Linked DNA regions of Homo sapiens: all the other regions are linked to region 3. A link is a loop called in an ENCODE intact Hi-C map of the cell type or tissue named here. Cell type or tissue: endothelial cell of umbilical vein. All regions are shown on one strand. Links, peaks and the distances in the headings refer to the core of each region. The heading gives the core; the rest is flanking DNA. Region 1 has its middle 17 kb from the start of ATP13A4. Region 2 overlaps MB21D2 (Mab-21 domain containing 2). Region 3 overlaps ATP13A4 (ATPase 13A4). Region 4 has its middle 51 kb from the start of PLAAT1.

What was found. Hi-C counts contacts between places; a loop is a spot of excess contacts. Peaks named below come from ENCODE experiments on the same cell type or tissue, not always from the same donor. Only the 100,000 strongest peaks of a DNase experiment are listed, where the experiment ranks them.
Region 1: a loop joins it to region 3, with 8 times the contacts of the local background. A loop is called at or near these places in 77 of 110 quality-filtered maps.
Region 2: it touches region 3 in a loop (6-fold over the local background); 39 of 110 quality-filtered maps call a loop at or near these places.
Region 4: it touches region 3 in a loop (6-fold over the local background); 9 of 110 quality-filtered maps call a loop at or near these places.

Annotation. Positions count from the first base shown.
Region 1 is chr3:193,569,183-193,574,964 of GRCh38, reverse strand. It overlaps a transcript of ATP13A4 not described here. Among named protein-coding and RNA genes, the nearest start is that of ATP13A4, 17 kb to the right of the region's middle. In endothelial cell of umbilical vein, for the core only: a CTCF peak has its summit at 2,380 (motif pointing right); a DNase peak (open chromatin) is centred at 2,404.
Region 2 is chr3:192,810,120-192,815,901 of GRCh38, reverse strand. The region is part of intron 1 of MB21D2 (Mab-21 domain containing 2); the gene reads left to right. Among named protein-coding and RNA genes, the nearest start is that of FGF12, 85 kb to the right of the region's middle. In endothelial cell of umbilical vein, for the core only: a CTCF peak has its summit at 2,965 (motif pointing left); a DNase peak (open chromatin) is centred at 2,931.
Region 3 is chr3:193,458,923-193,464,704 of GRCh38, reverse strand. It overlaps ATP13A4 (ATPase 13A4), which reads left to right. Exons shown (of 30, transcript NM_032279.4): 13 at 1,882-1,943; 14 at 5,474-5,624. Among named protein-coding and RNA genes, the nearest start is that of ATP13A5, 83 kb to the right of the region's middle. In endothelial cell of umbilical vein, for the core only: a CTCF peak has its summit at 2,869 (motif pointing left); DNase peaks (open chromatin) are centred at 2,874 and 4,284; H3K27ac peaks cover 1,683 bases.
Region 4 is chr3:193,187,471-193,193,252 of GRCh38, reverse strand. No RefSeq gene overlaps it. Among named protein-coding and RNA genes, the nearest start is that of PLAAT1, 51 kb to the left of the region's middle. In endothelial cell of umbilical vein, for the core only: a CTCF peak has its summit at 2,600 (motif pointing left); a DNase peak (open chromatin) is centred at 2,592.

The sequences.
Region 1 (5,782 bases), core at 361-5,360, 110 kb before region 3:
CATATTCTACTGGTCAGAGTAGTCACAGAGGCTTCCAGATTCAAGGGGATGTGTGGTCATCTTTATTTTACCATAGTCTGCCCACTGGCTACAAATTAATCACATTACTCCTGCATGCAAATTACCCTCTTGCTTCATACTCACCAACCACCCCTCTCCCCACACACACTCCTTTTCAACACACACGTTTTGTCCCATTACAGAATCAGACTCAGGCTTGAGATCTAGGTTTTTTGTTTTGTTTGTTTTTTGATGGAGTCTCACTCTGTCACCCAGGCTGGAATGCAGTGGTGTAATCTTGGCTCACTGCAACCTCCCTGCCCCAGGTTCAAGTGATTCTCCTGACTCAGCCTCGCAAGTAGCTAGGATTACAGGTGCATGCCACACCCACCTGATTTTTGTGTTTTTATTACAGACAGGGTTTCACCATGTTGGCCAGGCTGGCCTTGAACTCCTGACCTCAAGTGATCTGTCCACCTTGACCTCCCAAAGTGCTGGGATTACAGGAGTGAGCCACTGTGCCTGGCTGAGATCTAGGTTTTTGACGGACAGAGAACTACAAAAAGAGCTTAAGACAGCTTGGTGTTCCAAAATTTAAGGAAAAAGTGTTTCAAGAAGAGAGTGATCAGTAGGGTCAAAGATCAAGTACCAGGAACTGCAAAGAGGAGAGCTTGAGATGTGGCCAACAGAAAGCTTGTGTTCCCTACTTTCCTTCCTTCACTACGGGTGGTGATGCCGGAGGCAGACATCTTATCTGTTTCTTTTTTATATGTAATTTTCTTTTTCTGATTATATAAAACTTGTTTCTGAAATTTGGAAAATATGGAAAATTAGTTAAAAAGAAGAAATGATGCATAGATAATCATTAAAACTTTTTTAGAATGAATTTCTCTATTCTTTATATAAACATGTATGCATATATGCACATATATACATGTCTGTATGTAGATTAGTTCCTGTTTACTCTCCTCCCTCCCCTCATCATTCAACCACCCACAAGGCCTTTCTATGTGCATTCAGGGTAAGGTTATAGCAGGAATGCAAAGAGAAAGAAATAAAACAATTATTAGCACTTAACTTTTCTAAATCGATTTTTGAAGTTTCTGGAAGAGACCTTACCCAGAGAAAAAGGATTTTGAATTTTAAAGTCTGACTTTTGTGTACAAAGGCTAAATTTTATTTTATAAATAATCGATTTTGGAAGAATGAATGATATAAGAGCTGGGATTTGATAAAATTCCACAGCTGAGCTAGGAGAGATTTGGTAAGTGTGACTGGATTTGGGTGCTGCTGTAAATCTCAGAGATGATCTCACACCTTGTGGAATGCTAGAAGTCCTAGAGTGGTGGGGATGGGAACCTCGAGTGGAGAAAAACTATACTGTGATTCCTGGGGAAACCTGAGAAGGCAGGGAAGGAGGTTCACAGAGGAGCCCCTCATGCCAGCCTGTTGCAGCGGCAGTGAGAAGAAATGGGCAAGGCCACACTCCCAATTGCCTGTGGCCCAGGAGCCTTGGGAAGGTGCTCCAGAGAGTCATTTGTCACCAGATGGTGAAGGGCTGAGATAAGGCTGAGATAAAAGTCCTGGTGGGACCACAGATGTGTGTCTCAGATGCTGCTAGCATAGTAGATACAAATTATATATATATATATATATGTATATATATATATATGTGTATATATATATATGTATATATATATATATGGCTGTGGTATTCGTTAAAGTTCATCTGTGGTATTCCTTAAAGTTTTATATATTAATCTGTGGTATTTCTTAAAGTTTTGGTCACACTGTTTAGAGTTTTGCTAAACATTATATCATGAACATTTAAACCATGTCGGTGATCTCGGCTCACTGCAAGCTCCACCTCCCAGACTCAAACCATCCTCCCACCTCAGCCCTTACTCCCCTCCCCCCAACCCCTGCCCCCCACCCCGAGTAACTGGGACCACAGGTGTGCACACCATGCCCAGCTAATTTTTGTAATTTTTTTTTTTTTTGTAAAGAAGGTGTTTCACCATATTGCGCAGGTTGGTCTCGAACTCCTGAGCTCAAGTGATCTGCCCAGTTCAGCCTCCCAAAGTGCTAGAATTACAGGCGTGAGTCACACTGCACCTGGCCTATACACATTTGTAAGGCTTCCTATTCACATGTCAAACTGCCCTCCTGCCCTTTACATTCCCATCAGCTGGTTCCATCACGTGCATGTACTAACGTCTTCAGGGACCACTCAGCGGTGCATAGTTTCTGGGTATATGAACAAACTGGAGTACGATTCTAGTAGATCAGAGGCTCTGAGAATGTCTCCACTCTTGTCCAGACCTTGAAACATCAAGTGACTGAAGCTTGCAGGCTGTCCTTTGCCACTAAACGCAGATTGAATGTTAAGACACTAGGGGGCAGAGGCGTCCCACTAAACCGAGGATGTTCTGTTCGTTTTTTAAACCTAAACTGGTTCATACCATCCATCTAGATCCAAATTCGCACATTGCTATCATGGAGTATTCAATTATTTTAACAAATTAATAAACAAAGGCAAGACTGCTGTAAGTTTAAAATAGGTAGTTCTCAATTACTGTAACAAACATTCTATTCCCACTGCTTTTTTAAAACCTGAACTTTTTATATTACAATAGTTTTAGAGTTACAGAAAAATTATGAAGATAGGATAGAGAGTTCCCATATACCCCAAACAAAGTCAGTTTCCCCTATTTTTTTAGACAGGGTCTTATTGTGTCCCCCAGATTGGAGTGCAGTGGCATGATCTCGGCTCACTGCAACCTCTGCCTCTGGAGCTCAGGCAATCCTCCCACTTTAGCCTCCCGAGTAGCTGGGACTACAGGCATGTGTTGCCTGGCTATTATTATTATTTTGTATGTTTTGTAGAGGCGGGGTTTTGCCATGTTGCTGAGGCTGGTCTTGAACTCCTGGCCCAAGCCATCTGCCTGCTTGGGCGGCTTCCTGTTTTGTTAACATCTTACATTAGTATGGTGCATTTATTACAACAAGTAAACCAAGACTGATGTGTTAGTATTAACTAAAGTCTAAAGTCCATAACTCAGTTTTCTTTAGTTTTACCTAACGTCCTTTTTATTATTATTATTATTTTATTTCACAGGCCTAATGTCCTTTTCATGTACCAGGATTCCATTCAAGATACCACATTAGATTGATGCGTTATGTCTCCTTAGGCTCACCTAGACCATGACATTTCCTCAGATTCTCCTTGTTTGTGCCGACCTTGACAGCTTTGAGGGGTATTACGTGTTTTATAAAATGCCCTTCAATTGGGGTTTGTCTGATGTTTTTCTCATGGATAGACAGGAGTTGTAGGTTTTTGGGAGGAAGACTGTAAGAGGTAAAGTGCCATGCTTATCACACCATGTTGTCAGCATGACATATCAATTTTGAAATTAACCTTCATCACCTGACTGAGCAATATTTGGTAGGTTTCTCCACTGTAAAGTTACTTCCTCCTCACCCCTCATACTGTACACTGTGGAAGGAAGTCACTACCAGCAGCCAATGTTAAGGAGTGAATAGTTATGTAGCCCTTTCTGAGGAGCCCTGTGTGCATAAGTTATCTGGAATTCTGTACGGAAGATTTATCTATTCTCCCCATTTATTTATTCAATTGTTTATTTGTATCTCTCTTTGAACTCATGGATATTTCTTTTTTTTTTTTTGAGACAAGGTCTTGCTTTGTCACCCAGGCTGGAGTGCAGTAACGCAATCTCGGCTCACTGGCAACCTCCACCTCCCAGGTTCAAACAATTCTCCTGCCTCAGCCTCTTGAATAGGTGGGATCACAGGCCCACGCCACCATGCCCGGCTAATTTTTGTATTTTTAGTAGAGACGGGGTTTTGCCATGTTGGCCAGGCTGGTTTCGAACTCCTGACCTCAGTTGACCCACCCGCCTTGGCTTCCCAAAGTGCTGGGATTACAGGCATGAGCTACCACACCTGGCCAGATACTTATTTTCTACTTTGCTTTTACAACCATGTCTGGCCAAATTTTACACCCCTTTAATAATAATAATAGCTACCAATTATTGGGAATTTATATATACACTGTGCTAAGCATTGTATATATGTCATCTCATTTAATATTAGCAACCATCCTCATGGGAGATATTATTATCCTTTGGTCCCATATGATGAGCCTGAAGCTTGTAGAGATAAATAATTTCCCCTGACCACACAACTGGTACACAGGATGCAAGCTCTGGTCTGTGAGAATTCAGAGCCTGTGGGTTTCACCGCTATGACACTGCCTCCCTGCTTTACTCAAGAATAGGATATGCTAAGAGGCTGAGTTTAATTGTATGAGGAAAAAATAAAGATAAAGACTGTGGTGGTATTAGGCCTCTATTCCAGTCCTTTATCCTTCCCTTCTGTTCACTGTCACCCTGATAGTTTCCCCTTCTGATTTGTCAATGATAAAATAAAAAATTCAATAAAAATGCATTGAGATTTTGCTAGTATATAATTTATAATTAGCATGTCATACATGGTTCTAATGATAAATAATTAAGAAATAAAATACTTTTCCTGACAAGAAATAACCTATAAATCATGTTAAGACATAGGAAAACAACAATTTAGGCATATATTATGTGGCTTACTAAGCAAACATATTTTTTTGAGACAGAGTCTCAATCTATTGCCCAGGCTTGAGTGCAGTGGTGCAATTACACAATCACAGCTCACTGCAGCCTCGACCTCCTGGGCTCAAGCAATCCTCCCAGCTCAGTCTCCTGAGTAGCCGGAATTACAGGTGTGTGCCACCACGCCTGGCTAATTTTTAATTTTTTTGTTTTGTTTTGTTTTAGATAGAAGGTCTTGCTTTGTTGCCCAGGCTTTTCTCAGACTCCTGGGCTCAAGTGATCCTCCTGCCTCAGCCTCCCAAAGTGCTGGGATTACAGGCATGAGCCACCGCACCCTGCTGGCAAAGCATATTTGTATGCGTAATTTTTAAAAAATAAACTCTCCATTTTTGAATAGTTTTAGGTTTATTGAAAGATTGTGATGATAGCATAGAGAGTTCTCATATACCCCGCACCCGATTTCCCTCATTGTTAATATCTTACATTAATATGGTTTATTTATCACAATTAAGTAACCAGTACTGGCTGGGTGAAGTGGTTCATACCTGTAATCCCAGCACTTTGGGAGCCTGCGGTGGGAGGATTGCTTGAGCTCAGGAGTTCAAGACCAGCTTGGAAACGTAGCAAGACCCTGTCAGCACACACACAAAATTTTTTTTTTAATTAGCTGAGCGTGGTGGCGTGCATCTGTCGTTCCAGTTACTTGGGAGGCTGAGATGGGAGGACTGCTTGAGCCCGGGAGGTTGAGGATGCAGTGAGCTATTGTTGCCTGGGTGACAGAGCGAGACCCTCTCTCAAAACAAAAAACAAAAAACAAAAACAAAAACAACAACAAAAAAACCAAACCAAAACAAAAACCCAATACTGCTATGTTGCTATTAACTAGAGTTGATAATTTATTCAAAATTCCTTAGTTTTTATCTGATGCTTTTTATCCTGTCCAGGATCTCACCCAGGATACTAAGTTGCATTTAGTTGTCATTTCTCCTTAGGCTCATCTTGGCTGTGACAGTTTCTCAAACTTCTTTTGTTTTTGATGACCTTGTCAATTTTAAGGACTACTAGACTGGTATTTTGTACCACGTCCCTTTATTGGGATTTGTCGAACATTTTTCTCACTATTAGACTAGAATTCTGGGCTTTTGGGAAGAAGTGCACAGAGGCAAAATGCCATT
Region 2 (5,782 bases), core at 243-5,242, 650 kb after region 3:
GATTCGGCTGGTGATGCAATCACTTTATCTATGCTTGAGATTGAATAGAGGACAAAAATCCATCCCTATCTGATGGGTAGAGGAAGATACGGGCCCTGAAAAAATAGCAGAAATCTAGCACAAATACATCATTTTCTTTCAAACTAAATGAATACCTGGGTGGTTAGAGATGAATGAATTCCCCAATTGTACAGAATGAGACCTGTCACATCCCTCCTGAATCTCAATTACTATCATGTTTCCAAAAGCCCGCCAAAGTTGTCTTCCCTGATTTGAAAAGTAGCCAATCTCAGCTCTTCAAGATCTTAGAGAATTACTGAGACAGTAAATTCCTTCCTCTAACTTGACAGCTTTGCCTTTCCTGATTTCATGCAGTTAAACTTTCTGCTTTGAAATTGAGAGAGAGGCAGACTCAATTTTTAAAAGCATTTCAACATTGCTAAACACATGTCTCCTTGGAGATTATGCTTCCATCCTTGTGGGGTGAGACATGGGAACCTGCATTTTTAACAAGCCTCTCGGTTTGAGACCCACATATGAAGCAGGGAGTTCTGGATTGAGAGTCAAGTACTTTGGGTTCTATTTCTGGCACCTGTGCCAGGTTCAGTGCTGTGTCACCTTTGCTTTCTGGGCCTTAGCAACCTCATACATACCATGGCAGTTGGAATAAATAACCTTGAAAGTCAGTTCTGGCTCCAGTAAGCTCCAATTTATTCATTCTTTGTGTGGGGAACACATATATAACTTAAACTTCATTCTCTGGAGACCAAGACTTAGCGAATTTTAACTTATTCAAACAACATCCTTTAATACTATGAAATTAAAGAAACTCTTATTTCTCCCTTAGTAGCCATCATTTGGTTAATAATTTCTGGCTAGAATGTTTGAATGCCACACTGTTCATCCACTGACTTGCTCCATTTTTAGATGGTTGGGGGAAAGTAGATGAAAGAAGCCATCTCTCAAAGTATGACTTTCCCATGTCAGCATTATGAGACTCATCTTTGACTTTGTCTAAGAATTTTTTTTTTTTTTTTGGGATGGAGTCTCGCTCTGTCGCCCAGGCTGGAATGCAGTGGCACAATCTCAGCTCACTGCAAGCTCCACCTCCTGGGTTCACGCCATTCTCCTGCCTCAGCCTCCCCAGTAGCTGGGACTAAAGGCGTCCACCACCACGCCTGGGTAATTTTTTGTATTTTTTTTAGTAGAGACAGGGTTTCACCGTGTTAGCCAGGATGGTCTCGATCTCCTGACCTCGTGATCTGCCCACCTTGGCCTCCCAAAGTGCTGGGATTACAGGTGTGAGCCACCGCGCCCGCCCAAGACTTTTTTTAATTGAGCAGGCATGGATTTAAAAACACTGCAGCTTTGTCCTCTTTTAAATGATCTACCCGTGCTTTTAAACTGCAAATTTCTACTTCTGCAGAGGGCTTTGGCTGGTTATTTCAAGTCTGATTTCTTTTGATCCGAACATTTTCAAGCTCAAACAATAGAGTATGTTTTTACCCAGATACTGAAAACAGTTATCAGGTAGGCAATTCTGTCTCAGCAGATTCAGCTCTTTATTAGTCTGTTAGCCTGTCAGTATTTTTTTTTTCATGTCTGTTGTCCTTGGAAAAACTCATTTGATCCCTTAGTCCTTTCTTAAATTACAGGGATGGGTGTAGCTGTACTAATCTGAACTTCTGGATGTATCAAACATTCCAACTTTATACGATGGAAATACTTCTAAGACTTATTAACATATCATTATTTTTCAAACTAGCATGTTTTTAGGATATTACTGATTTGTTATTTGAAAACTAGATTGAGGAAATTAGTATTTGAAATAACATTTACTTATTTAAACGAAGGCAAAAACAATAGAAGCAGGAGGTCATTGTTAATAAGCCATGTGGAAAATTGATTAATAGCTATTAAGCACTTGGTTATTGACACTTAAAGACAAGTTATTTTTCATCAAAGATGTGTGTTTATTTTGCTGGCATAGGTAAGGAAAGAAGGGAATCTTATCAGTAACCCAGGCAGTCTGGCTATAACCATCATAGATTCCTCCCAATAGAGCACACCTTACATTTTGAGCCCTTTCTCCCACCTTACAACAAATTGACAACTTGATGGGAAAAAAAATGATCCCTCTATCTTTCCTTCAAAATAATTGTGTGTGGTCAGATTAGTTTTAGTCTGGTTTAGGCCGGAGAACTAGGTGGATACTTTGTATACTCATCTTGACTAGTTACTTAGGGCTAGGAGCCTCAGCCTCCACATCCCTACAATGAGAATTCTAGAGCTGTTCATCAAGTAATTATAGGGAACAAATGGGAAAATGATTGTGGCCATTCTCTGGAAACTGCAAAGCGTCATACAATATATATATTGTTTATTTAGACTTGATGGAAGATAGGTTAAAACATTTTCTTTTTATTAATCTTCTGAGCTCCTGAAGTCTTCAATGTATTTATTCACTTATAGTCAGAATGAAATAGTCCTGAAGGAAGAGTAGTGTCTCAGCCTCATAACATCAAAGACTGTTTCCTCTGACTTCTTTTTCTTTTATTCCTGGAAACTGAAGCTTTGTTCATTAAAAAAAAAAAAAAAAAATTAACTGCAGTAAGTGCAAGCGGACAACTCTGCCTTGCAAAGAGCTCCTGAATATGCATTGGGAACCCATTGTCAGCCATGTTGCTTGCCAAGACAAAGCATCTTTCAGTCTTGGCTCAACCTAGATGATCCCTTCAGCTTCTAAATTATCAGGAGGATTTTCTCAGGGAAACTAAACAGAAAAGTTACAAGTCACTGGGTGGAACCTCAAAGTAAATAGGCCTGGGACTGATGCTTTTAATGTAGTCTTATCACATTTTAGCCCGTTGATCAGCTTGTTTCCCCAAAGATTTTATTCTAAGATTGTAAGACGTCCAAGCCCAGCTAGAAACTCTTAGTAAATGAGTAGAGTGTGGATGCCATCTCCTGGCAGTTTTTGGGAATGGCTTAGTAAGGAATCCATTTATTTATAGGTTCTCCACGTATGCATCAAGGGAAAAAATACATGGTTTTAATCTTTTTAGAAATTAGGTATTAGACTTTGATCTTAGATCACACTATAGTTATATAGTAACTTTTCTCCTGCTTCCCTGATGAGGTTGTTGACTAAAAATTGGTGCTTTGGAGAATGTCCTAGAGCTAAATTATCCTCAAAGAACAAGAGGAGACGTGTCTGTGTAGTTACAGTATAGTTCATGAACAAGCCCCTAGCTTCTCCTTCATCTCTTCTGAGAATGTGATATGAGTCCCTTGCTTGCAGATATAGAGGATCTGGAGTCTTTCATCATGTCTCACAATGACAGTGTTGTCAGTCGAAGTATATCACCTGACAGTTTCATCCACCATAAAGATAGAGTTTATTTCAGAAAACTTTGTCATTAGGCTCCACCATCTATTTACTGATTCAGCTTACTCTGCTGAACTTCTCTTGTGTTAGGGTGGGAGATACACAAGTCATCAGAGGGACACTGACAGGTAAACACATAATTGATAATTAGTGTAAACACTACACTAAAAAAAGTACAGGCCGGGCATGGTGGCTCACGCCTGTAATCCCAGCAGCTTGGGAGGCCAGTTGGGAGGTCAGGAGTTTGAGACCAGCCTGACCAACATGGTGAAACCCTGTCTCTACTGAAAATACAAAAATTAGCCGGGCGTGGTGGCGCACATCTGTAGTCCCAGCTACTCGGGAGGCTGAGGCAGGAGAATTGCTTGAACCTGGGAGGCAGAGGTTGCAGTGAGCCAAGATTGTGCCACTACCCTCCAGCCTGAGCAACAGAGTGAGACTCCATCTCCAAAAAAATAAAAAAGCAAAAAAAACAAAACACGCACACACACAAAAGAAAGTACGGACAAAGGTGATTGAATGAAGAAACTAAATATATCATTTAGAAGTATTTCTGTACAATTTAGAGGAATAGAGACAGAATAATCCTCAACAGAGGCTGAAAGAGAAACTTTGTTTTGGTCTTTAAATTTGGCTTGAGGCTTTCATGTATAAGTAAGGTCTGTTTGAACAAAGCTCCACTCTGATGGTTGGTTCCTGGAGTGAGTTCTTTTTTTTAATCCACCCTCCCCAACCTTAATCCCCATTGTTCTCTTTGGAATTTAAGAAAGAAATGCCTGTATCTGAAAAATATATGGATTTTCACCTCTCCAAAGCTTTCCAGAGGTCTTAAAATGTCCCTTGGGAAGTGAGGAGAATTGAGATAACAACAAAGCAAGAAATAATCAGGAAGATGCTAGCTGTAAATGCACAGAAAAGCAAGCTTGCTGATCTGTGAAGGCTAATGAACTCTTTTTGAGAATTGTTCTCAGATCTAGTTTTATAAGACTTGTAATGGATCTATAACTGATTGTGGGAAAGAGCAAGTAATCCCTTACCAGTAGCTTAGGCTTCCAGGCTCCTCATGGCCAGTTGTCCATATGAAATGTAATGTCATCAAGAATTATTAACAGACCTGAGCCTGTCTGTCCCTGCTTTACACCCCCCACCCACTACAGTTCCAGAAACAAGAATTACTCTGCTGTGGTAGTTCACTTGGGAGGTGACACAAAGAAACAGGAGTGAGGGAATACAGCAATTGAGACAGATGAGAGAAAAGCCAATAAAGATTCTGTCTATTAATAAGCTATTGAATGGGTTCATCTGAGAGGTTGTATAGAACCCAATGTAGAATCGCCCACAGAGTCTGGGGAAGCTAGGGCATTTATCTACTGATTCTGCCCCAGTGGTTGACAGTCGCCCCAATGGTGTCAGTTCTCTTGCATTAACTCCCCTGCACTTCCTGGCAGTGGCTGGAGAGAGAATGCCCTTAGGCAGAGGGGCAGAGTCACTGGCACTTGAGGAGAGGGGCTGGGAACATCTCGGGGACTGCCTGTCACAGCTGCAAGTGAACCCAGGGATGGGCTGGGGACACAGGGCAGGATATCAACAAAGTCATACGCACATGTGCGTGCGCACACACACACACACACAAGCATACTCATATATTAGGAAAAATGTAAATTCAAGTGAGGTCTGTAATAATAGGAACTATTAATTTTGTTTAGATATGAGAATGGTGGTTATACTTAAAAAGTCTTTAGACAAATGTCTGTGTCTAATTGAGAAAGTGATGTTTATGGGTAAAATGATAGGTTGTCTGGGATTTACCTTAACATATTATGCCAAAAAAATGGGATAAATGAAATAAGAATGGCAAACATAATTGTTGAAGTTAGGTGATGGATACATGGGAATTTATTTTACTATTATATCTACTATTGTATATGTTTGAAAATTTCTAAAGTAAACAGTAAAACAAGTTAGTAAACTCGTCTAAAGTAAGACAGGGTCTTCTTTGACTAGCCAGTGATAGTTTGTAAGTCCTTTAGAGGAGGCTTCTTTATATAAATTGGGATCATTTTAAAGCTAGTTTAGCAAATTCGATAGTTTGTAAGTCCTTTAGAGGAGGCTTCTTTATATAAATTGGGATCATTTTAAAGCTAGTTTAGCAAATTCAAATGTGTAATGTAGATCACCGATTCAAGGTCTCTTTTACATGGATAGTGACACCTTTTTTTAGGGTGCTTGTTACAAGGAGCATTATCTCTTATCACAGTTTGATGGATACCAGTTTTTGTTTTTAGAGAAGACACAGAATTCTTTCTTCATGTCCCAGTGTACCCGATAAGGGTTTTGTACAGAGACAAAATGTGACTGTAATAGGTACTGCTGTGTCTGTAAAGGGAAAAGACT
Region 3 (5,782 bases), core at 228-5,227:
TATCCTATGAAAAGCAATTAAAGTAGCATCCTGTTTCTCTGCAGTCAAAACCTTCATACAAAGACGAAAATTTAAACCCTTTGCTATCGTCACTGCTGTATCCTTGATGCTGAGAATATTGCCTGGCATATAGTTAGTGTGCAATAAATATCGATTGAATTAATGAACAAATAAAAAAGGAAGAGTTTATTAAACTGTGCCTTACTATGATACTCATATCAAGCTTTTGCTGTATTTTCCCATCTGTACTTTATTGCTTAAAATTACCCTTGATTATTTGCCAGTTATTCCCAACCAGCCTCGTATTCTACCGTCTTTTTATTGTATTTATTTAGTCTGTACACACATATGCTGGGGTGAAGGTGGGAGTTGTGAGAGAATAAGATGGAAATGCCTTTCAGGGCATTGTGAACAGGTGAGCATGGGTAGAGGCCTGGAGGCAGGAAAGCAAGAGAGTGTGGTTTTGACTAGAGCAGGATGTTGGTAATGGGAGAAGCTATCTGTGGACCTTGAATGTGTGGCTAAGAAATTGTTTACATATATTTTAAGCAGTGGAGGGTTATTTGAAGGCTTTTGTTGCTGTTGTTGACTTCTTTCTTTAATTTACTTTTTAAATGTGGTAAAATACACATAACATAAAATTTACTATTTTAGCCATTTTTAAGTGTACTGTTCACTGGCATTAAGTGCCTTCTCACTGTTCTGCAACCATCACTACTATTCATTTTGAGAACTTCTTTTATTTTCCCAAACTGAAGCTATATTCATTCAACAGTACACTGAAGGTTTTGATAGTTGAGAATTAATGGGATCAGGGCTGTATTTTATAGTTATTGGAATATCAGAAAGATCTACCAAGAACAGAAAGTCAACATGACTCTTGCCACCATTTTGTATATTATTTTGTGATCAAACTAGCAATGTAAGAAATGACATTCTATTTATGAGATTATATCCTCGGACCTGGAAAAAGAAACAGGAGTGGGAGAGATAATTGTGACCTCAATTTGTATAAAAAATGAGCAATAATTATGAATAATTATGATTATTATTAGCTTTTACTGTATGCTAGATATTAAATGAAACACTTTATGTTATCCCATTTAATCTTCACCACAGCTCTCTGAGATTATGACCATGTTACAGATAAGAGCTCTTATATTTAGGGGGATTAATTTGCTCTGGTCACACAACTGGTGTTTAAACCTAACCTGAATTCTTAACCATAATATTGCACTGAGAGAAATACCACCACCTTTTTTTTTTTTTTTTTTTTTTTTACCAAATAGCAAACCATTTCTTTCGAGTCTGTTCACAGTGCCCTGCAGGTAAAAATTTCACTCTATTCCTTATTTTAATGACATATTTTAAACTTCTGCTATGAAACTAGGACTCACCCATTTTATATCGAGGACTTTCACATCCATTCAGTCTACCATTAGATCCTCAAAACAATCCTCTGAAGTTGTGAGGAAGATACTTTTTTTGTTGTTGTTATGGAGGACACTAAAGTTTGAAAAGATTAAGTGCCAGCTTGTTAGACAACTGGCATGAGCTCATCAACGCTTCCAACGGGCACTCCAGAGACCCACCCATTGTGCCCCTCCTTGAAGTGCTGATCTTGTTAATATGTTTGTGAAGTATTTTCTCATTACAAAAATACCTTATTTATCTGCACTACGGAGTCTTCGCTATGGGGCCACTGGATTTTTTTTTTTTTAAAATAGGGAGGTGGTTTCATTATGTTGCCCAGGCTGGTCTTAAACTCCTGAGTTCAAGTGATCCTCTTGCCTCCGCCTCCCGTAGTGCTGGGATTACAGGCATGAGCCACCGCTCCTTGCCTGGATCTTCAGAGTAAATGGAGCATTTGTTTCTGTTTAGACAGGCACCTTAACAAGGGACGGCTTGGACCTCTGGGGAGTCGTGTCCTGTGATAGGAATGGGTGAGTACCTTGGACTCTTGGACTAAATGCATTCTAGTGTCTCTTTTTCCAAAATTCCGTGTTTTCTCTTGAAATTAAGAATGGAGACATTTGGACTTTGGCTTTGGTGGACAATGATTGCCAAAGTATCTTCTTTTAACTTCTCATCTTTAATTCTTCAAAGCCTCCCTAAAACACACACATTTCCCCCCATCCCAACCCAGTCCCATGCCACTCACAAATCCTGGAGATGAAGCTTTGACACTGCATTCAAATCCTTGCTAAAATATAATTTGCTTCCAGCATGAAGTTGACGCAGTATAAGTAATTTAGACATTACCAGGACACTGTCCTTTAAGGAGGTAACATTCTTTGTTCAAGCTGAAGCCTCTTGATGTGCTAGGAGGAAGGACACTGCTCTTACTTTTGTACCCTGAATTTCAGGAAGAGGAACATTTGTAGAACCGTAGCTAGTGTACTCATGTTTCTTGGTATTCAAATTTTGAGAACTCTACTTTCTGGCTGCTGGAAACTCTCTTTTTTCTTTTTTTTTTTTTTTTGAGACGGAGTTTCACTCTTGTCGCCCAGGCTGGAGTGCAGTGGCATGATCTTGGTGCATTGCAACCTCCGCCTCCTGGGTTCAAGCGATTCTCCTGCCTCAGCCTCCCGAGTAGCTGAGATTACAGGTGCCTGCCACCATGCCTGGCTAATTTTTGTATTTTTAGTAGGGACGGGGTTTCACCATGTTGGCCAGGCTGGTCTCAAACTCCTGACCTCAGGTGATCCGTCCACCTCGGCCTCCTGAAGTGTTGGGATTACAGGCATCAGCCACTGCACTTGGCTGAAACTCCTTTTTCCTAGCAAGAAAAGACGGTTTTGACAGTTCTCAGCATGGTGTGGTAAAGATTTGCACAGTCCTCTCCTGTGGCCCTCTTGTGGCCATGTTTGAGTTTGCGTCTCTGCCCGCTTTTTCAACTCACTACGAACTCCCGTGGAATCAGAACATGAAATCTCTGATGCACTTGACGTTTATGTTTTGTTTGAAAATGAAAGTTTTTTCCTCTAACACTTATAACTTAAATCACAAAGCATTTTGTACATGAAAGGTTCTTTGTGGTTCTTTTGCATTATGACATGTAATTTATCCATAAAATGTTAATTACACATAGTTTAATAATTGTCATATTAAAATGCTATCTAGAAACAAGTCTAATTCCTGGATTAAAAAAGTGATCCTCGTGCTTCTAACCACTTTAGTGTACAGAAGAGGCCTCTGAAAGTGTTAAACTCTAAAGTTCTTTCATTTTTCCTAGAAGATAGATTTGGATATATACTTTGTCTCATGGTTCATTAGTGTTTTTCTGTTTCAGCTTCTGCAAAATATGTGTACATTTGTTCAAATATGTGAGCATCTTGAGAGCAGTCTTGTTCTTATTTAGATTTGCATCCTAAGTGCTGTAGCTCTGTACTAGGCACAAATAGTAGGTGCACAGTAATCGCTCATCTAAAATGAACTCAATATGTTCTGTCTTTTGAATGTTCTTCTTATTCCATTGACACCAAACTATTCATAAAACTTTGGAAACTTTGTTTCTAAAAGTGACTTGTTACATTTAAGGAATAACAATTAATATAATGTTTAGGTAAATGATTCATTTCCCTCCCTTCCTTCCTTCCTTCCTTCCTGCCTTGCTGCCTTCCTGCCTTCCAATCAAAGTTGAATTCCAATGATTAAAACAATTTAAAATAAAAAATGACAAATTTAATTAATAAAATGAAACAAAACAGAATTAATTCTAGGTAAGAAGTGAGCACCTGACTTATAGACTATTCAATACCTTCTTGTTAAAGGTGAGCTCATCTCTGATATTTCTTCCTTTCCAAAAAGCCCTGATTGTTGTGTCAGATACTTTAAGAACTATTAAAGGCTATCAGGGATTGATAACCAGAAATACTCAGATAAAAATGGGTGGACAGGAATGATAGAGAGCTTTATGTATTTGCTGTGCTAAACAGAGTCTGGCCCAATCCTCTCGAATGCAGAATTATACACTCAGAATTACGGACTAGTGACAGTGTACGTCTCATAGTAAAAATAAGATTTTTTTTCTGATCTGTATTTTGCTTTTCAGTGTGCGTTTAAGTTTCTGTGTTAACTGTCCTGCTGGTGGTCTCTTCCTTTTAGATATTTACTAAAATACCATTGGGTATGTGGTAAACCACCAAGATGAGCTGCTCTTTTAAGACATAGTAATAAGTATAACTAACAGGGTCAATATGAAGCCAGGACATTTTTGAACTCTTAGTGTGACAAAAGGAAGCTTGAATGCAAAAGCCAGGAAGCCATGTGGCTGAATTGTGAGTTAACACTGAGATGTGTTTGCTTTCAAAACAAAGGGCTACAGCAACTTAAGGTTATCTTTAAATAAATTCAGGGTCCATATTATCAGAAGTAATTGTCTGTCTTGAAATGTGGTCTCCAGGATCAGACAATGACAAATTTAGGAACTTTTCCAAAAAAGAAGAATAAGGAAGGTGAGAGGGAGGCCTGATCAAGCTGTTATTAGAGGAACAGCCGGAGGTTCCTGTGCGACACCAGAGGGAGAGAGGGTGAAGGGGACGGCAGAGTTGATCCCTAAGTTTGAAAGAAGTTGGCATGTGGAGGAGGGGGAGCAAGTGGACCCTTACTGGCTCCCAGGAGCAGATTCTGCCCCAATGTAGGATGAAGCTTCCACCGTTCAAACGTCCTCCTAATAGGGTAAGCTGCTTTGAGAACCAACGCCTGTGCTGCACATTTGAGAAGGGGCTGTGACTAACCAAGCTGCAGACAACATTCTTCTTGTGACGCCAAAGCTGAACTTAATGGCCTCCACTCTGAATTAGTGAAGGAAGCCTGCATATGACATTTGAGTTGTATTTTAATAGCTTTTTAGATGAGACTATGTTCTTATCTAAAATGAGATGATGGGGATAATGGTTGGGATATGGACACAAGAGGCCAGGGTGGAAGAGGGGGATGCAGTGTTCATTTGAAAAATGTTTTTAGCCGGGCACAGTGGCTCACGCCTGTAATCCCACCATTTTGGGAGGCCGACGCAGGTGGGTTAGCTGAGGTTGGGAGTTCAAGACCAGCCTGGCCAACATGGTGAAACCCCATCCTTGCTAAAAATACAAAAAATTAGCCTGACATGGTGGTGGCTGCCTGTAATTCCAGCTATTCAGGAGGCTGAGGCAGGAGAATCGCTAGAACCTGGGAGGCAGAGGTTGCAATGAATCGAGATCACGCCACTGTCCTCCTCCAGCCTGGGTGACAGAGTGATAGAGTGAGACCCTGTATCCAAAAGAAAAAGAAAAAACTCAGAGACCTTTCTCATACTCAGTGAACTTACTTGGCTGAATGAAGCACTATTAATGTGGGAGGATTGGAGAGTGGCTATTAATGCAACAAAGCATATTAAATTATTTTTTTATAAAGATGTTTGTTCACCTCCAAGATGCTCTGTTTTGGCATGAGGCGATGGAATGGAAACCCATTTCCTTTTCTCCTTAAGCTTTCAGGAAGTTCACAGCTTTGCCTCAGGCCAGGCTTTGCCATGGGGCCCACTGTGTGCAGCGATGGCCAGCTGCCACTCTCTGATCCTTCTTGATGGGACCATCCAGGGAGACCCTCTGGACCTCAAAATGTTTGAAGCCACCACCTGGGTAAGCCTCTGCTCTTCAGAGAATCTGAGAAGCTTCTTCAATGCCAGAGCAACATAGGCAATATCAGAGCTATCTAATTCTTATAAAAGGTGAGGTTTCCAATGTGGAGTACATTTGGTAGTGAAGGGCAAACCAATCTAAGGCTGGTTTCCTCATCT
Region 4 (5,782 bases), core at 493-5,492, 270 kb after region 3:
GTGCCGGGAGCCATCAAACTCGGACCATCCAGACTCAGAAGACCTTGCTGAACGGGTAGACCTTCTACCAAGACCCCCAAAAGACTCTAGCCTTAGACTAAGGGCTCCACTGGACCCTACCTAACAAAGCTTACAATCAAGCTTCAGAGGGATCCAGCCTATCTGCCAGCAAATTACTGCCGGCCATAATAAAAATTCACATTTCTTGCAGGAAGAAAAATATTCAGACTCTCAAGAGTTGGAGCATTTCAAATATCCACAATGCAATTTTAAAATTACTGGATATTTATCTTAAGAAAATAAGCCAAAAGATATGACCTTATAGCTATGCTTCTTCCTCCTCCAACGCTCTTCAACTCCCGAGCCTGCTGTTTGACCACCACTGATATGTCCTTCTAGTTTCACATCTTTTCTCCCTTTTCCTTGCATATGACATGAAGCGCCACTAAAGGTGGGTGGCCATGAGTCAATAGGAGCAGACCCTGAGATGACCTGGAATTAGCAGGTGAGTGCTTAAAATAGCTCTTATACATATTTATAGATTGAAAAGGAAAGATGGACATAATGAGTGAACAAGTTCTCAAACTAAAACATACGGTACCTGAAATAAAAACAAAACCTCAGTAAGCTTGCAAATACATGTCATTCCTTTTAATACTTTAAAAACATCTAGTTATTAATTACTTCCAATAATAAAGTGTTCAATTTTAGGTTTAGATTCTGTACTTAAATTTTACAGATTCTGGAGATGTAAAAGAAACCTCAGAGCAGTTAAAAAAAACTTATAATCTGTGACTGAAAAAGACATGGAAATCATATCTAGATATAACAATTAGAACTTGGCTGTTAATGGCAAGTTATAAGTGATTCATTGGCTGGTTTAACTGTGGGGAGTCAAAAAGAATAGTTTCCTTAGTGAGACGCAATGAAAGAAAATATTCAAAACTAAAATATGAAGCAAAAGCAAGTCATAGACAAATATGGTCACCCACATAAGAGGACTTTTATATAATTTTATCCTCAGTCAAAACTGGTTCTTCACATTTTTAAGAGACATTTGCCTCTTTTGATTTTATCTTTTTTTATTATGCTGCAAGTCAGCATGACAGAGCACCAACTTTTGCTGAATATCTTCTGTCAGAAGTCCTCTAAGATCCTTTGGATCTTGGGTCAGAAAAGTCAATTGGCATTGCTTAATGGTGCGTTGGGGGGTATAAATAAGAGCTATATCCTATAACCTGTGGATTCTCATTGCAGGAACAAAGTTGTCTCTGTTCCTTAACACAGTGAGAAGACAAGGAGAGAGCAGAGCTGTAGTCCATCGGAAGTGGAATGTAATGTGTCTTATCACTGACATGGGTTACAATCACCAGCACATGGTAATAATGAAAAGTAGATCAACTTCTGGTTGGTTTTAAAATTCTCTGTAAGGGTTACTTCCATTGCCTCCTCCCCTCCCAACATACACCACCACCTCAACATTTTGCTAGTTACCTTTATTGGCCATCCTGTCTTCATTTACTTGGGCATTAAAATCGTCAGTTGGAATAATGCTCTTACACTCTGTGCTCTAGAGCAGATTTCATTAAGCGACTGAGTTTATCCCAGGAGCTTTAATTGCGTCTTATATGGACCTATTTTTAATTGTCCTCAACAGACAAAATGTTCTTATGCATAGATTCTAAGGATGATATAGAAAAATCTGGTAAATTTAATAATGTTACATTTATATAGCAACTACATAATTTTTTTAGATTCAAATTTCATTTTAAACTCTTAGTGCTGTTGTATCCTTATAGATATAGACAGATGTTATTATTTTCATTTGACACATGATGAAATGCTGTATCATTTGAATGTCTATTCTAGTTAATTATCCCATTTAATAAGAGACTATTGAGGAAGATATATTGTAAATTTAGATATTTATCTTTAATATTCCCATTTAACCAATAGGAAAGCCAAAGCTTGGGTATGTTAACTAACATTTTAGATCAAGGTGCAACTTGTTGCCTTAGGACAGGAAGTTGAGCTCTATACCAAGATGCAAGGCTTCATAACCAAGCCTGGGAGTGTCTCTTGCATGGATGAAGACTCTGGCCCACCATGAGGATTCAGGCTCGTGGCAGCAGTGGGAAGGTAGGAAGATGTGACCTGGAGGAAAGTTTGTTCTTTCCAGCCCAGGAAAATAGAAGTAGAAGAAAGGTGTCAGGGCAGAGAAGTTGTTGGGGGCTGTGAGAAGGCCCAGTGTCCTGACTTCTCAGCTCTGGGCTTCAGGCTGCAGAGAAGGAGGTGTTTTAGATAAGCTATGGTGGAGCCAAGAGCAGAGCAAACACAGCTTGATTCCCATTTCATGCTATGAAAAGAATTCTCCTGCTGGACTGAATTCCCCATACCAACCATATCAGAATAAATTTGTCAACACAATTAGATAGAAAGAGGACTTGAAATTTAGTTTTCCTAAGCATCTCCAAGTCCTCATTTAGAATACAGCACCTTATTTCTACCTAAAATCTAAGCACTTTGAACTGATCTGAAGAATGAAGCCCTTAGCCTCATGGGGCCAGGGGCTCATATAGACATACACTTATACTGCCTCCTAGTGGGAGGTCTCAGAAATCACTGACTTGAGATGCAGATGGCTTGCCACAGAGCCCTATAGCAATGGAAGAGGAAACCCCACAGTAGAGGCTGGGGCTAAACTGCTTGTGTCAGGGTGCCACACAGAGGACATGGCAGAGACTCAAGGGTCTAAAATGCTACTGAGAATATTTCTGTGGAGGCAGCCAGGGAGCATCACCAGGCTGTGATCAACCCAAGAGAGAGAGAGATCAGATGACAGTACACAGCCCCAACCAGTGAGAACAGACAATTCCTCAGAGACCAGAAGAACCAGCAGATGGTACAAGGAAGTAAAGTAAATCTGATCATTCTCCTGCCTTTCTCAAAATCGTGGTGTTGCATAAGCCTCTTCCTTCAGAAGGGAGGGTCAAGCAGAGGATTTTCGCTTAAACTAGAACATTATCTGAAGCAACTCTTTAAATCATTGCATTGGAGTAGGATTTTTTAAATCTTTAAATAATCTCAAACTTACAGAAGAACTGCAAATACAGTAAAAAAACTGCACTCCCTCAGAACCATTTGTGACTAACTTGCTGAAATGATACATCTTAAGACCAAAATAAATCAAAGCATCATATTTCAAAAAAAAAACAAGAAAATTATCCTCTATGACTACACTACAAATATTAAAATCAGGGAATCAATACTGATAAATTGCCATCATTTCATCCTCAGACTCCATTCCAACTTCAGGAATTGTCACAATAACATCCTTTATAGCAAAAGGATGCAGTTCTGAATTGCACGATGCATGTCTCCTTATTTCTATCTGGAACATTTTCATGGCCTTGACTTTTTTGAAGATTAAAGGCTACTTTGTAGAATATCCCTCAGTTTAGGTTTTCTGATGTTCCCTTACAATGAGATCTAGATTATTTACCTCTAGCAAGAATATCCCAGAAGTGATGCTGTGTATTTCTCATAGCATCTGATCAGGTGGCGTATGATTTTCAGCTTGTTCCATTACTGATAATGTTCACTTTGATTGCTCCATTAAAGTCTGCCTTATCCATGGTAAGGTTACTCTTTTTCCCTTTTTAATTAACAGGTATTTTGTGGAGAGGTACTTTGAAACTATTTAAATACCCTACTCTTTCCATACTTTTAGTTTATTTATAAATTGACTCATATTTTCCTGTGTTTATTGGGTTATAATTCTTTCCTGTCCTCATGTATTTTGATGCTCTGTGTCCTTTTGATATGCCCCTTTCATTTTTCAAGCTCTTCCTTAGCTTTCTGGCAAATGGATGCTCCAGGCTCTGATCTACCTTGCTCAACTCCACCTAATGACTTCAGGACTGAATTGTTCAGGAAGGGAAGAGAAGGGAAGAGGAAGAGCTGACAAAGTTAATTTCTACCCTCCTTACCTCCCCATCCAATGTATGAGACTTCAAAGGAAACCAAAGTGCTTATCCTCTGCTATTACGGATGGTAGTGTAAGGAAATTTAAAACCTTGCTAAATCTATGTTACCAGGGAGAAGTGTTAGGAGACCTGTGTTCGCAGCTCATAGACTTTGTCGGTTCCCTGGGTTGGTTACTTGTGTTCACGTTTTGTTCACCCGTCTATAGTGCTTAGCAACAAATCTGTGAAACAGCAGTAACATGAATCTGTTTTAGGATCTTCAACAATGGAAGAAGTGGTGAAATTTTAATACTATTCTAAAGTGAGTTCAAGGATTGGGCACAAGAGAGAAGGTACACTGGTAAATAAGCCCAAATCTCTGGAGTCTGAGAAAATGTAAAAAATCAAGAACACCAAAACTTGTCCAGGACCCAAAGGAGACCTGATGGCTTAAGAAGCAGAGGACAGCTCCTTGCCAGCAGCACGGCACAGCTTCTCCCAGGGTAGAGGACAGCTCCTTGCCAGTAGCATGGCACAGCTTCTCCCAGGATTCACAGTGTTCCTGGAGATTATGGGCCAGGTGACAAAACTAGCAGTTCTACACCCTCAAAGCGGCCGCTTTTTCGTAGAAAAATACAACCTGGGTATGATAAATTTTTAACAATGTTTTCTCTCTGGGAAATGGTGTTTTGAACGATATTCATTTTCTAGGCTTTTACATTTCTGATATGTTGGGGTACTTTACAAAATACATATGTTTTGTAACCAGAAAAATTACAGATGTAAGAAATAAAAAGTTAAATAATGAATAGGGTGCAAAGCGGTTTCATTAAAATATCGCATTTAGTTTTTTCTAAGGTATAGTGTTACATTTAGTAAAATGTACACATCTTAAATGTATAACTGGGTAGATTTTTACATACGTGTACATTCCAGTAGCCACCATTTGGATCAAGATAGAGAATATTTCTGTCATACAAGAGAGGTTTTTTTGCACCTCTTCCTAGCCAATCCCCAATCAAGGTACCACTCTTCTGACTTGTATCACATAGGTTATGTTCAGGAAGCAGGTCCCAGCTCTGCTCTGACCCTTAATGTACAGTGCCAACCTACACAAGTGCCTGGTCATCTGTGTGTCTCAGGAAATGGACTCAAAGACCTTCATGAACACTTTCCATTGTACTGTTCCACAAAAAATACGATAAGTAGGGCATTTTCTCCACGGGTCATTAGTAATTGAGCAGAAAGATTATCTGCCAACTTCCATACCTGACTCCATCTACTGAGCCACAGGGCTTTTGTGAAAATTAGTTCCTGAAGCTGAATCAAATAGTTAACTCAAATGTGAAGGTGATGCTTAATTTTGAAATATTAGGTTAATGCTTCACTCATTCACTTATTCTACCAAAACTTTTTATTTTTACTATTTATGATTTGCCCAACATTTGTTTGGCAGGAAAAAGGCTTCTCCGGGGAGGCAATGATAGTCACAGTGGTGCCTGCTCCTCAGTCTAGTGGAAGAATGTAAACACAGGCCCAGGTGCATGTAATGGAGGAAAGAAATTATCAAGGTCACAAGAGAGAAACAGATACAGTTCCAAGAGGGGAGAAAACTCCCTTTCAGCTGGAACATTAGCTCAGGCTTCATGGAAGGGAAAGGTGGCGTGACTGAAGAGCTAGACCTTGAATGATAAGCAGTAGTTGGATGCAGAGAAATGGAGTTTATTAAAAAAAAGTGCTCTTCTTTCATAAGGGTGACATACTTCAACTACAGAGCTTGCATAGGGAATTCTTTCTTCCAGCAAGATTAATGGTTT